Regions from separate parts of the Mus musculus genome. Here region 2 is linked to region 1. A link is a loop called in an ENCODE intact Hi-C map of the cell type or tissue named here. Cell type or tissue: left cerebral cortex. All regions are shown on one strand.

What was found. Hi-C counts contacts between places; a loop is a spot of excess contacts. Peaks named below come from ENCODE experiments on the same cell type or tissue, not always from the same donor. Only the 100,000 strongest peaks of a DNase experiment are listed, where the experiment ranks them.
Region 2: a loop joins it to region 1, with 3 times the contacts of the local background. A loop is called at or near these places in 3 of 42 quality-filtered maps.

The regions. Positions count from the first base shown.
Region 1 is chr9:122,350,923-122,353,422 of GRCm38, reverse strand. It overlaps Abhd5 (abhydrolase domain containing 5), which reads right to left and starts at 1,807. Exons shown (of 7, transcript NM_026179.2): 1 at 1,584-1,807. The coding sequence starts at 1,636. In left cerebral cortex, a CTCF peak has its summit at 1,515; a DNase peak (open chromatin) is centred at 1,679; H3K4me3 peaks cover 1,737 bases; H3K27ac peaks cover 1,544 bases.
Region 2 is chr9:122,568,023-122,570,522 of GRCm38, reverse strand. No RefSeq gene overlaps it. Among named protein-coding and RNA genes, the nearest start is that of 9530059O14Rik, 3.2 kb to the left of the region's middle. In left cerebral cortex, a CTCF peak has its summit at 1,274; DNase peaks (open chromatin) are centred at 1,351 and 1,758; H3K4me3 peaks cover 1,560 bases; H3K27ac peaks cover 1,103 bases.

The DNA of each region.
Region 1 (2,500 bases):
GCCAACATGTGAAGTCTCTTAGGACATTCAGACCAGACCCAAATTATGGCATCATCTAAACCCAAATGTCTTGAAGAACTTAACTCAAAACGGCAGGCAAATATCCCACGAGTCCCAATCCCATTGAGAAGTAGCAGAAATATGAGGAAAACGCCTTAAAGTTGAATGCAGACACCTAAAGGAGCAGGTTCCAGTTAGCTCTGCTTCTTGGTAGTGGCGGTTCCAAATGAAAATGGGAGTGGTCAGATCTACTCACAGGGGAGACTCTAGGATTATCATGACCACACTGGGGGAGCACCCAGCAAGAACCTAGCCTTCTTTCTGTTTGCATGGTTATCCAGCACTGCTCACGGGTCCTGCCAAAAATACCAGAGAGGTCTACCTCTGACTAGGGACTGTAACCAGTCTTGCCCTCAGTGACCTCCAGCCATCATCAGAGCCATGTCACTCTCACCGTTGTGCTATGGATTCCTGAGCCTCACAGTATCAAGACCAAAAGGGCCCACAAGTTAGAATTCTCAGAGCCAGAAAAATGTCCTGACAAATTTAATAGAAACCCAAGCTACCAGGTCCTAGTTGTACCACATGACACTCTGTATTTCATGTCAATATAACTAGGAAGTTCAACAACAGACCAAAACAGTGGCTCCACTTGTTAATTATCACTTAAACAAAACTTGAAGAGTGTAGTTTCTAGCATTTCAAAAATATTCCTCCCCTAACATCTTTCCAAAATACTTACTTTCACATTACCATAATCTATTTACCCTATGGTTATCTTTCCCATACAAATGTCTCCAAATAGCTGAAGTACAACTGTCAAAATAATTTATAAAGGAGATGTATAGTCCCGTCCATATAAAACAAGTAGCCTTTTGAGAATCAGTGAAATAACTTTCATAGTAATTTAATTTTTCCACCAAGCATTGTTCTACTCACAAGGGCATGACATATCAAAAACAAAAAAGAATAACTTACTATGTCTATGAAGAAGTTGGGTGTGGTGGTTCACACATGTGATCTCAGCACTGGACGGCTGAGGCAAAAGGATTGGGTCTCTGCAGAGTTGAAAAGCTACCCTGGTCTACAGATTTCCAGGCCAGCAAGGGCTACATAGAGTGACTCCGGTTTCCAAAAAAAACAAAACAACAACAACAACAACTTAAGGGCTTCCTTCCTGTTAGGCATCTGCCCTTCAACTTTCACAAAGTTTGCCAGGGCTAGTGAAGCCAGACCGCCGGGTCACGGGAGCGCACGCACGGGGCAGCGGGAGGTGGGACGCAAGCGCCCCAGGCGCACCGGCGGCGATCGGCTGTCCCGCGAGGCTCCGAGTCCGACGCCTTCTCCCACCCTGGCGACGCACGGCTCCCGGCGCGGAGTTCTGAGCTCCGCCGCGCTCGGGATCACCGGGACGGCCGTCAACAGCAGCCGCTTTCCCTCCCCGCAGCCCCGCGGCCCTGACCGGGCCTGTCTGCCCCGACGGGTCGAGAGAGCGGGCGCCCGCGCCTTCCCTCGGCTGGCCGCCCGGGGTCGCCAGAGCGCACGAGACCCACGTCGTCCCCCCCTTCCCGGGTGATCCTCACCCTCCACCGGCGTCTGCCGAGTCCACCTCCTCCTCCGCCGCCATCGCTTTCATCACCGCCGCCGCGCAAGCGCAGGGACACACCTCGAAGCCGGCTGACAGGCCGACTGGGCGGCCCCGGGCCGCGGCCGCCCTTAAGACCGCACCGCCCGCGCATGCGTCGTCCGCCCGCTGGGACGATCCGAGGGCGCGGCCGCGCCACCGCAGGCTCGGCGTCCCAGCGGCCCGGCCTCGCAGACACGCATGCGCTGCCCGCCTGTCGCGCGGAGGCGGGGGCACTGGTAAGGAAGGTCAGCCCGACGCCGCGGGAGCCTAGGTAGTCATCCGTCGGAATAATGACCATTAATGCGTCATTCCGCCCGTGTGGACTGCCCTGGACGGGGCGCTAGGCAAGCCGTAGGTAGCCTGGAGTGAGACCCCAGCCAGAAATAGCCTGAGTGGCAGAAGTGCGCATCCTGTGGTGCTGGACCCTCCAGCCCTTACTTTCAGGTGGTGGCCTCTAGGAACTTGCACTCCACCCTGCCAGACTCTAGACTCCGGAAGGCTGAGAGCTTATGTGTGGGTACTAGAATTACACACACACCACCACCATCACCACCACCACCATCATCATCCCCACAGACCACAGAAGAGAGGGGCGAGGGAGGGAGAGAGGGAGAGCACTTCCTAGAATCCATTCTAAAATGATAGAGGGCTGAGGGCTCATAAAAATATTCTCATGAGCTCGATATGGTGGTCCACACCCTTCAAAAACACTTGGGAGTCAGAGGCAAACACATTTCTGTGAGTTGGATTAGCCTGATTAGCCAGCCAGAGCTACACAGTGAGACCCTGTCTTTAAAATAAATAAATTTAAAGGGGAGAGGGCTCGAGGGATGGCTCAGTGGTTAAGAGTGCATACTGTCCTATAGAAGAGAA
Region 2 (2,500 bases), 220 kb before region 1:
CACACGTTGGGTCCGGCACAGCTGGAGATGTGTGGTATCAGATCCTGGACTTTCACGTGTCCGACCCTTGAGTACCATTGAGAGAGGCAGCCCAGAGTGGCTGATGCAGAGACTGACACGCCTTGTAGTGTAGGGAGTGTTCGCGACAGTGTCTGAATTGGGGTAGGTCCCTGACTTCGAGCCCTGCTTGTCTACAGGGTCACGCCCTGTTGAGAAAACACACAACAGCCGGGATGAATGGGGATGATATTGAACAGGACAAGTCGCTGCAGAGCATTTGCTTTCAGCGTCCTCCTGCGGCGCGGTCAGAGGTCTGTGGAACTGTGCCTTCGGAGTGACCACACCTCAGGGTTGTGAGAAGCTGCTTAATGGCGACAGGGGTGGGGCATGTTGATAAAGTGCAGAATCTGACCTGATTTTCAATCTAAAAGGGATCTGGAAGTATCGACGGGTCAATCTTGGGAAGCTACGAAGAGGGCGTGGTGGAATGGGACAAATGGCAGGTTTGGGGTCCCAGGGTGAAAAGGATTTCGGAGGCTCCCTGTCTGCAGGCATGTCCTCAAGAGCTGCGCTAAGCGTCATCATCCCCTTCTATAGGCCAGGCACGGTCCCCCTCTCTTTCCTTCCTCCAAGTTCCTGTGGCTAAATCCCTGCACACTGGCCAGCACCAGTAAGATTCTGAGTCGGCAGTCTCCCCTCTGCTCATTACTAGAGCGGACCAAGGCCTGCCTGTCCGGTCCGCTGTGCGCCTGGCAGGCACCACATTGATCCTGTCGTCTCGTTCCCGCCTACCGCAGGGTTGCTGCAACAGTGGGACCGCTACCTTCTCATGCTTTCTGCCGTTCCACCCCACCCCCACCCCTGTTGGCTGTTCACCTCACGCCCGCCCACCATCTTCGTCCCCAGCGCACTCTGCTGCACCCCCACTAGGCGCGCGTGGCTGCCCAGGGCTGGGCGCAGCCGTTGCGGGGAACCCACGACGGCGATCCGCTGCTGCCCCGGCTCGGGGTCCACCAACGTGGAACCTGACTACTCCTCCAAGGTCCCGGGCTCAGTTGTGGGTAGAGTCCCCGCAAACCCCTAATGTGCTCCGTAGGCAGGTCAATGTCCATATGTCTCTGCCCCGTCATCCCTAGTCAGGGGTGTGGGCGAAAGGTTTGGAAGCTCCAGTGTCCCCAACCACCCTTGGACAAAGCCTCCAGCTTTCCGGTTTCCCACTCGGGAGATTCAAGGAGGCCCGGGCAGCGGGGAAAGGACGCGCGTGGAGAGCGCCTCCAGGCGTCGGGCCAGGATGTGGCGCGTCCCAGCCCTCCCCAGCGCGGTTGCTCCCGCGCCTGCACCCGCGCTGCGGTGCTGCAGAGCGCAGGCCGGGCGGCGCCGGTGGCTCCACACCCACGTGCCTGGGTGAGCGCGCCCTCAGCCAGCCGCTGCTCCTCGGCTGGCGCCGGCGGGATCTCCGCAACGCCCCACCCTCTCCGCACTCTCAGCCTCCTTGGCGTCTCCGCCGCAGCTTCCGAGACCCGGCGCCGCCTCTGCGAACCACGCTGCCCAGCACGCTTGCGGCGGTCGCCGGGAGGCCTCACCTCCGCTCTGGGTCCAGCACTCACCTGGTTCCGTGCGTGGCGGGGTTCGGTTACTGCTCCGGGGAGGTTCGTTCGCCGCCCATCACCTCCTGAAAGGTGCACGGGAGGGCGTCCCCGAGGCTCCAGCACCCTCCTCTAAATCCTTCTCCAACTGGCATTCTGCATGGTTCCTTCTTTGACAGGACGGCATGCTTTGCCTTGTCGCATTCTTTCTGGGCTTTGCCTCTCGCTCACATCAACGCCCACCTCTACACACACCTGATCGCAGCGAGGCCAGGCCCTGAATTCTCCTCGCCCACTCCCAAATCCAACACTCCCGCAGTCCCTGACAGCAACGTGAGGGAATGGCACTTAAGAGAGGTAGTGTCCCCAAATTTAAGAAACAATCACCTGTCCCTTGTCTTTGTATGTTTCAAGGCATGTAAGACTACATACAGTCCAGTAGCATTCATACCGTTAGGAAATCAGACCAGAGGATTTTGAGAGAATCGTAGATTCACATGCAGTTCTAAGAAATAACTCACCCCACGCGCTTTTTTTTTTTAATGCTGTTTTCTTTCCGAAACAGGGTCTCATTGCCCAGGTTGACCTCGAATTTAACAGGTAGTCTAGGATGTCCTTGAACTTCTGCCCCTCCCCGCACCGCCCCCCCCCCCGCCCCCGCACCTGCACCTGAGAGCTGGGATTACAGGCTTGCACTACCAGGCCTGTGTGCATGGTGTTGAGGATTGAGCCCAGGGCTTCTTGGTGGTTAGTAAGAACTCTATTAACTGAGTTACAGCCCCTAAGCCCCTAACTAACAATTGTTGAAAGTACAAACAATACCCTATCACTGGATATCAGTTGAGCACTGATGCACCCCGCCCCCCACCTGTAATTACACCTGTACTTCTTTTATTCACACATGCAATTTTGGG